Regions from separate parts of the Homo sapiens genome. Here region 1 is linked to region 2. The links are chromatin loops, found by intact Hi-C in ENCODE. Cell type or tissue: Calu3. All regions are shown on one strand.

Region 1 (5,000 bases), 440 kb before region 2:
CCTGCCTCGGCCTCCCAAAGTGCTGGGATTACAGGCATGAGCCATCGCACCCAGCCAGGGAGCCAATTTTATCAGCAGACTGTCAATCACATCATTCATCATAATTCTTTTCTCACCATTTAAAAAGGAATCAGGCCAGGTGTGGTGGCTCACTCCTGTAATCCTAACACTTTGGGACGCCGAGGAGGGCAGATTGCCTCAGCTCAGGAGTTTGAGACCAGCTTGGGCAACATGGTGAAACCCTGTCTCTACTAAAATACAAAAAATTAGCTGGACGTGGTGGCGTGTGCCTGTAGTCCCAGCTACTCAGTAGGCTGAGGCAGAAGAATTGCTTGAACCCGGGAGGCAGAGGGTGCAGTGAGCCAAGATCGTGCCACTGTACTCCAGCCTAGGGACAGAAAGAGACTTCGTCTCTAAAAAAATAAAAATAAAATAAATAAAAAATAAATAAAAAGGAATCAGTCCTTTTCTGTACCCAACACATGCAGCATCTGTGCAACTTCAGCTGCTATATATCCCCTACAGTGAATTCCGTCACAGCTCAAATGAGGAGCCTGGGGGTTTTCTGTTCGCTTCTAACACAGTCTCATTTTTCCCATGTCTCTCTTTTATTTCTAGTTCATCAAGGGATCAACTATCTTGGTTCCTCTTCTGCACCTGCAGGCGAGATTCAACCTTTTCCATAACTTCCGCTCCATCTGCCAGTCAGATGGGTCTCTTTCCCTCACCTTTGGGCTCCAGGGTGTTCTCCCACCACAAAACCTCCTCCACAAAAGCTGCTCCCTATTCCTAGACAAAATGCGGGCCTCTCTACCTTCATTTCCTCTTCACTCTTTTTCTACCCTCGACTTAAACCATCTGCAAGGAAGTGATTGTGACTGAGGTTTCTTAACTTGCACACAAATTCTCATGTATTTGGGAATGTATCATTTGCATCACAAATGCCCCTGCATGCATAGATCCCAGAGAAATGCTCTAAGAAAGCCTTCTCTAAGTTATTTAAGACACACTAGCCCAATGATTTCAGACGTAAATTCCTTGTGACTGATGATCATGGCAAGACTCCTCACATGTTGGCTGGTACCCATTTACCTGCTTCAGTGTCAAAATCCTCGTGGGGATGCAGCAGGTGGTACACAGAACTTCCAGCACCCAGCGCTAGATGACCAACTGGCTGTCAGAGATGAACAACCTTTATATTTGTGCATTTCACATGCTGAAATAAGGTGGGTTCATGTATTCCCAGAGGAAATGAGCCTCATAACATAGCCCAGTGCAGTAGGAGAAACAAACAAATAACTATTCAAAATATGGTAGAATTTTTTTTAGGAAACATGTGCTTTGTAGAATCAACATAGATTAAAACTATGTAGGAAGCATGTAATGGTATAGGAACAATTTTGCTTCTGGCTAGACTATAGCTCTGCCACATCCATAGGACTCACCTGTCAAACAAAAGAGCTCCCATAACATCCTCTCCTGCTACAAGGACCATAGAGCCTGCATTAACAAATGGATGCTGTGCATGTTTATTTTTTTTTCTTTTGCTACCGGATCTTAGATGAGGAAAGATCTTGATTCTCCAAATATGTAAGCTCACTGAGCTCTTAATAAAATCATCTATCATAGCTTAATATTAGAATTTAAAATGAGCGAAAACATTCAAAGAAATGCAATGAGCTTCATCAGTTGTAAATTTAATGTAAATTTTAAGAAATTGCATAACTGGTTTGAGTGTTAATTATTTTTCTAGTAACATTGTAAAGTGTCAGTGCCCTTGTCTTTTGGGTAAAAACATTGTCTCTTCATCTGGAGTAGATACAATTGGATAACTGGGATCAGGACAGAGTGTAGAATTTAACATACCTGTTGGGCTTCCCACGACTAAGGTCCTTACTGGCTGCTGGAGGATGGAAGCTGTTTCCCAGCTGCCAGGGTGTGAAGGATGGTCCTGACTGCCTCCAGCAGGGGGTGCCCAGTGATCAGAAGCTAATAAATGAGGTCCATTAGGGCAGATCACCTGAGGTCAGGAGTTCAAGACCAGCCTGGCCAACATGGTGAAACCCCATCTCTACTAAAAATACAAAAATTAGCCAAGCGTGGTGGCATGTGTCTGTAATCCCAGCTACCTGGGAGGCTGAGGCTGGAAAATCACTGGAACCCAGGAGGCAGAGACTGCAGTGAGCTGAGATTGCACCACTGTACTCCAGCCTGGGAGACAGAGCAAGACTCCGTCTTAAAAAAAAATAATAATAATAATTTGGAAGGTGGATGGTAGAGTGTGGAGCTGAGCATGTAAGCAGAGGCTGCTCTGAATTAAAGGTGCCAAATCCACATTCAAGTAGCATCCAAGAAACTCCAGTCAGAGTTCACTTGCCTGGAAGCCAGCAGTGGCAGAGAGACTGGGCAAGTGTGCTGTGGGCCTTCTGGCAGAGTCCTGGCCTTTGTTTCTGACTCTTTCATGCCCTGAACACTTGCCTCTTCACCATCAGACTCTAAACTCCTTGCTGACCAGCTGAGTTTACTCATTTTGACCTGAGCCGAGGAAAAGCAGCAACTCAGAAATCTTTAAAGTTGAAGGGCCACCCTATTAGAACATAGGCTGTGTCTGCTCAATTATAAGCATGACTTGATCAAAGCAAACTCAGCCTTAAGATACTCTATGTAGGGAGAGGTGAGGAGGCATATCTGCGATTAGGAAGCAGAGGTGGGTAGCATCAGGGAGGGTGAGGCACTGAGCTCCACGCTCATAAAACAAAGTAGGGCCATCTCACAGTGGCTGCAAACCATCTGGGTCCAACAAAATATCACTGTCAGTGGGGCCCTGGTCACCTGGCCATGCGGCTTTGCCACAGGTCCCTGCTATTGTTATCACTCTGTCGTAAAAAAAAAAAAATTAGAGTCATCTCAAAAGATAAAATAATCATCCACAGAAGAGAGGTTGTCCCTGGTGAGCTGTCCTAACCCAAGGTGGTTTTCATGGTTCCAGGACATTCAGTGCAAAAGTCCTGGACACAGATGCAACAATCAATATTACTTTGTTTAATCCCTTGCCATATTTAAAGCTGGGCAGAGAATGCATTAAAATTAGAATCAATCTCAACAAGAAAAGAATAGAATGACCTCAAAAATCCCTGCTTAACCTTTTTTATTTTGGCTTCCATCAACAAATGACAGCTTTCATTACCCTGGAAAGTACACTGGAATTTGTCACTAACCTGCACTTTGCCAATGCAAACCTATACAATAAATTTACCAGTAAAATGCAAACTTATAAAAGAAATTTAGGAATAGAGAAATCATAGTATTTACAGCTTGATCAAAATGTTCTTTTTTACCAAAGAAAAGCTGCTGGTGTAACATAAACTTGCTTTACGTTTTCTTTGTAATTTACACATTCCAATTATAATCTCGAAAAATACCTTCTTACAATTTTAGAGAAACCTACAGGTAAAACAATCTAAGGCCCAGAAAGTGAAAGTACTTGGCCAATTTCACACAATTGAAACTGGACCAATAGCTCCTACCTCTGACCTGGAACCAAGAATGAGACAATTGGTGAACCTCATTAAAATATTGGCAGATGTGGAATTACTTCCTTTTCAAAGTTAAATAATATCTCTTCAATCTTCTATTATCAAGAATTTTTAAATTGATGTCTCTCTTTTTTTAATTGTGTTATGGTCTGAATGTGTTCCTGGAAAATTTGTATGTTGATGTCCAGACCCCAGTGCAATAATATTAATAGGTGGGGCCTTTAGGAGGTGATTAGGTAATAAATGAATGACCTATAACTTTTTCTACTTACAGATAATAAATAAAACAGCCTATTTGTAAATAGCATAATGATGTAAATGGCAAATTACAAGGAATCTACAAAAAAAGTCTCCTACAACAAATGAGTTCCACAATTTTATAAGATACGTGATCTATATATGAGATGAATGCACTAAGAATGAACATGTGGAAACTGAAATTAAAATGCCAATAGCATATATAATTGTGATGGCACACAACATTAAAAAAATAGTTGCAAATCTAATAAAAGATGTACAGGATCTGAACACTAAAAACTCAAAGTGCTGACAAAAAAATCAAATATTTAAATAAATGGAAAGACATTTTGCCTTCGTGGACTGGAAGAATCAATATGGTACAGATGTCAATTCTCTCCAAATTAGTACACGATTTAACAGAATTTCTATCAAAATCTCAAAAATATATTTTGTAGATATAGACAAGATTATTTTAAAAGTTACATGGTGATATTTCAGGAATATCAAAAGGCAAATACAAAATATTAAAAGGAAATAAAAGTTACATGAAAAGGCAAAGAAATTAGATCCTGAAAAAGAAAAAGAATAAAGAATAAAATGTGAGGAATCAGTCTAACAATTTCAAGACATTTTGTCACTGCAGTAACCAGGAGTGTATAGTATTGGTGGAGAGAGCTACTCAGAGATCAACAGGACATTATAAAGAACCTAGAAATTGAGTAACTCAAATATGACTAATTGGTCTTTTGAGATGGAGTTTTGCTCTTGTCACCCAGGCTGCAGTGCAGTGGCGCGATCTCGGCTCACTGCAACCTTTGCCTTCCAGGTTCAAGCAATTCTCCTGCCTCAGCCTCCCGAGTAGCTGGGATTACAGGTGCCTGCCACCACACCTGGCTAATTTTTGTATTTTTAGTAGACATGGGATTTCACCAGGTTGTCCAGGCTGGTCTCAAACTCCTGACCTCAGGTGATCCACCTGCCTTGGCCTCCCACAGTGCTGGGATAACAGGTATGAGCCACCGCACCAGGCTGACTAATTGGTTTCTGACAGAGTTGCAAAGAGGAAGGATAGTATTTTCAACAAATCATGTTGGAGCAATTGGATATAGATAGGCAATAAAAATAGCAGCCCTGACATAAACCTCATGACTTTAAAAAAAAATGAACTCAAAGTTGATCACAGATTTAAAGAATTAGCTATAAATTTTTTAAAGATAACATAGA
Region 2 (5,000 bases):
ATCACAGTGGCTGCACACCCTGTGATACTAATTGTAATATCCTACAGAGATATCATTCCTAATAATACAGTGGGTGTACACCCTGTGATATTGTTCCTAATATCCAGGGAAGGAGAGGATGACATTATGCCCAATATCACTGGGGGTGTACCGCCTCCCGCGGGGATATTGTTCTTAATATCTGGAGGTGGAGAGAATGATGTTACTCCCAATATCACAGGGGGTGTACACTACCCCTGTTTGTAAACACCCCCTGTGATATTGGTCCAAATGGCCTGTGAAAGAATAAATATGACTCCCATTATCGCGGGGGGTGTTCAGCCCTGATGATATTGTTTTCTAACATCCAGGGAAAGAGAGTATGCTATTACTCCCAATATCGCAGGGGTCGTACACCCTTCTGTGTTTTTGTGCCCAATATCCAGGAAAGTAGAGGATGATATTACTCCCAATATCGAAGTAATTGTACAGCACCCCTGTGATATTCTTCCTCATATCCAGAAAGGGAAAGAATGATATTACTCCCAACAGCATAGGAAATGTATACCCGCGCTGTGATATCTTTCCCAATACCCAGTTGGGGAGAGGATCATATTACTTCCAATGTCGCAGGGTGTGTACACCCACTCTGTGATCTTGTTGCAAACATCCAGGTTTGGGGAGGATGACATTACTCCCAATATCGCAGGGGAAGTACACTCCCCCATGACCTTGTTAGTCATTTCCTGGGTGGAGAGGATGATATTACTCCCAATATCGCAGGGGGTGTACACACCCCTGTGAAAATCATCCTAATATCCAGAGGGAGAGAGGATGATATTACTCCCAGTACCGCAGGGGGTTTACACAGCCCTGTGATACTCTTCCTAATATCCACAGGAAGAGAGGATGATATTACTCCCAGTACCGCAGGGGGTGTACACAACCCTGTGACATTGTTCCTAATATCCAGAGCGAAAGAGGATGATATGACTCTCAATATCGCAGGGGGTGTACACCCCTCCTGTCCTATTGTTCTGAATACCCTGGGAGGGAGAGGATAAGGTTACTTTGAATATGGCAGGGAATGTACACCCTCCCCCTCTGATACCCTTCCTAATGTCCAGGGGAAGAGAGGAAAATTTTACTCCCAATATCGCAGAGGCAGTACACCCCACCTGTGATGTTGTTCCCAATATGCAAGGGGAGAGAGGATGATATTACTCCCAATATTGCAAGGCTGTTCACATCCCCAGTGACATTTTTCCTAATATCTAGGGGAGAGACAATTATATGACAGCAAAGGTCACAGGGTCTGTACATCCTGATATGGTTCCTAATATCCAGGGGGGAAGAGGATGATATCAAATATGAAAGGGGGTGTACACCACCCACCCCTATGATATTGTTCTTAATATTCATGAGGGGAGACGATGATATTCCTCCAAATATCACAGGGGTTGTTGACACCCCCCTGTGATATTGTTTCTGATATCCGGGCGGGAGAAAATCATATTACTTCCAATATTGCAGGTGGTGTATACCCCACCTGAAATATGGCATCGAATATCCAAAGAGGGAGAGGATGGTATTAATACCAATATCGAAGTGTGTGTACACACCCCTTGTGATATGGTTTTTAATATCCAGTGGGTGGGAGGATGATATTAGTCCCAACATCCCAGAGGGTGTACACTACCCCTGTGATATTGTCTCTAACTTCCAGAGGGGAGAGGATGATATCACTCCCAATATCTCAGAAGTTGTACATCCCCCGTGATATTGTTTGTCATATCCAGGGAGGCACAGGATGACATTCCATTGAATTTCGCGACAGGCGTACATGCACAGTGTGATATTGTTCCTAATATCCAAGAAGGGAGAGGATGATATTACTCCCAATAAAGCAGTGGGTGTACATGACCCCTGTGTTATTGTCTCTAATATCCGGGGCCAGGGGAGCGGGGGAGAGGATAACATTCCCTCAAATTTAGCAGGTGGTTTGACGCCCCTTGTGGTGTTGTTTTAAATATCCAGCGGGGAAGACAATAGTACTATTTTTGATACTCCGATTCATCCGCTCCACCTTTCTGGAACTCTGAGGCTGGGAGGCGGCACGCAGTTTCCGTGTGATCCCCAATACCTTTGCCGTCTTCTGTACCAAGGCAGCCAAAAACGCAGGCTTGTTATCTGAGCTGATCCGTAAGGACAGTCGAAATCTAGGAATCAGATCTCGAAGGAGCACAGGGTTTACTTCACCAGCTTTCTCAGTTTGTGTTTGATAGGCCTCCACCCACCCAGAGTAGGTACGCCCAAGAACTAGTAAATACTTGGTACCTCCACACTTTGGCATCTCTGTGAAGTCTACCTGGAGATCTTCAAAGGGGACTGCTCCATAAGCTTGTATGCCGGGCGGAACGGCTGGACCTTGCCTCGCATTATGCTCTCGGCAGGTAACTCACCGCTGCCTCAGCATTTTGGCAAGGGCTGACAAATGTGAGATGTAGAAATACCGGCCTAACAACTTTTCCAGTGACTCCTGACCTACATGGGTGGTTTCTTGCACAGCCAGTACAACTGCAGCTCCTAGCAACTGTGGCACAGCTATTCTCACATCTGGTAACTGAATCCATCCTCCCTCCATCACTTGTCCTTCCCTCTACCTGGAGAAAGTCCTTTTCTTCTTTAGAAGAAGTAGGTCCAAGATCAGGTGCTTGAGGGAGCACTGATGCCCAGAAGGGGGCAAATGCTGCTTCTTCGAGCCTCTGAGTCAGCGAGGGAATTCCCCAAACCCAGCAAGGTGGAAGCTCGCTGGTGTCCTCTGCAATGCATGACTGCCACCTTGTGGGGTTTCCATACTGCTTTTAATAATTGCAAGATTTCTTGTTGATATTTTCTGTCTTTTCCCCCAGAGTTCAATAGGCCCTTTTCTTTCTATCATGCTCCATGCACTTGAAGGGTTAAAAGACATACCAAGAATCAGTGTAAATGTTTACAGTCTCACCTTCACTGAGTTCTAAGGCCCGAGTGAAAGCAATGAGTTCCGCTTTCTGGGCTGAAGTGGCCTGGGGCAACAATCTGGCTTCAACAACAGTGTCCAGGGTTACCACTGCATACCCTGCATCTCTCTCTCCTTGGGGGTTGAAGAAGCTGCTCCCATCCACATATAGTTCCCAGTCTACTGATGTGCAAGGCTGGTCCCGGAGGTCAGGTGTGCTAGAGTCAACTGAGTCCAACACTTCTACACAATCAGGCTGGACAGGGCTCTCTGGTACCGGGAGCAAGGTGGCAGGGTGTAGGGTGTTACAAACTTCAATAGTTATATAGGGATTTTCACAGAGCAAAGTTTGGTGCTTGATGAGTCTGGCATTCGTTAGCGAATGATGTCCTTTAGTATTCATTAAAGTCACCACAGCATGGGGGGCCTTTATGTTCAGGTTTTGCCCAAGAGTCAGCTTATTAGCTTCTTGTACTAGCAGGGCAGTTGCTGCCAAGGCCCTCAAACAGGGGGACCATCCTTTAGAAACCCCATCTAGTTGTTTAGAGAGGTAGGCCACTGGCCTCAGCCAGGGCCCCACAGTTTGGGTTAAAAGTCCAGCTGCCATCTTTTCTCTCTCTGACACATACAATGGAAGAGGCTTTGTCAGATCGGGTAGCCCCAAGGCTGGGGCTGCCAGAAGGTTTTCCTTTAACTCATGAAAGACTTCCTGTTGTTGGGATCCCCATTCCAAAAGTTCCCAGTCCCTGCCCCCTTTGTGACCTCATACAAAGGCTTGGCTAATACTGCAAAGTTTGGGATCCACAGTCTACAAAACCCCACAGCTCCTAAGAATTCTCTCACTTGCCTTCTGCCCTGAGGCTCTGGTAGGTTGCAAATGACCTGCTTTCTTTCTGATCCAGGGCTGCATTCCGACCCCTCTCGGATAGTAAATCCCAAGTAAGGTACCTGCCGTCCGCAGATCTGAGCTTTCTTCTTGGACACCTAATACCCATAGTCCTCCAGGTGCCTGTGTAGGGCATCTGTTCCCTTGGCGCACCCGACCGCCGTGGGGTGTCTTAACCTACTGGAGCAACACACAGCCTAGGTCTCTGGTGGGAAACTCTGGAGGTCTCAAGCCAATGCCTCCCTGAAGATGGTGGGGAGTTCTTGAACCCTTGGGGAAGTCCAGTCCAAGTGTACTGAGTAGTGACACCTGACTCCGGATCTTCCCACTGAAAGGCAAACAGCTTCTGCCTCTCAGGGGCTAATCTGATAGGAAAGAAAGCATCTTTCAGGTCCAAGCAGGTGAACCAGCTGTCCTCAGCTGGCAGCAACCCCAACAATGTGGATGGGTTAGGTACTGTTGGACGTAAAGTCAGTGTAGCTTGATTAAGCAAGTGCAAATCCTGTACCGGCCGGTAGTCCTTGGTCCGTGGCTTGGGAACAGGCAGGAGGGGAGTGTTCCATGGAGACTGACAAGGAACAATAATTCCAAAAGTTCTTAGGTGCTTGAGATGGACCTGGATACCTTGAAGAGCTTCTCTGGGGACCAGGGCCTGTTTTTGCCTAACCGGCTGGGCCCCAGTCTTAACTGGCCAATCCCGGAGGGTTGTCTTCCACCCGTACTCTTGGCCACCGCTTAGCCAGAGCTGGTCTTCTCTCTTGGCCCAGCTCAGTTAAGAAAAGTCTCCATTCCTCCTCTCGGGGGACCATAAGGGTCATAATGACTCCTGTTCCGGGTAACTTTAGCAGCAAAGAGCCATGCTCTGTCAAAGAGATAGTGGCTCTCAGCTTGCTGAGCAAGTCCCTTCCCAAAAAGGGCAAGGGACAGTCAGGCATGTACCAAAACTGATGAATGACTTTATGTCCTCCTACAGTGCAAGTCCGAGGCAAGCAGAAAGCCTGCTTTGCTGAAACCCCCGTGGCTCCGATGACGTCAATAGTTGTTTCGGATAAGGGGGCGACCGGGGCGGTTACTAGCGAATGTTCAGCACCACTATCTACAAGAAAATCAATGTCTCTACCCCCGACTGTCATTCTG

Evidence for each region. Peaks named below come from ENCODE experiments on the same cell type or tissue, not always from the same donor. Only the 100,000 strongest peaks of a DNase experiment are listed, where the experiment ranks them.
Region 1: it touches region 2 in a loop (5-fold over the local background); 4 of 110 quality-filtered maps call a loop at or near these places.

The regions. Positions count from the first base shown.
Region 1 is chr9:90,316,524-90,321,523 of GRCh38, forward strand. All of the region lies in intron 2 of LINC01508 (long intergenic non-protein coding RNA 1508), which reads right to left. Among named protein-coding and RNA genes, the nearest start is that of LINC01508, 110 kb to the right of the region's middle. In Calu3, no CTCF peak of the experiment used is centred here; a DNase peak (open chromatin) is centred at 1,959.
Region 2 is chr9:90,753,178-90,758,177 of GRCh38, forward strand. No RefSeq gene overlaps it. Among named protein-coding and RNA genes, the nearest start is that of SYK, 46 kb to the right of the region's middle. RefSeq lists an enhancer at 3,033-3,092. In Calu3, a CTCF peak has its summit at 2,779 (motif pointing left); DNase peaks (open chromatin) are centred at 2,504 and 2,784.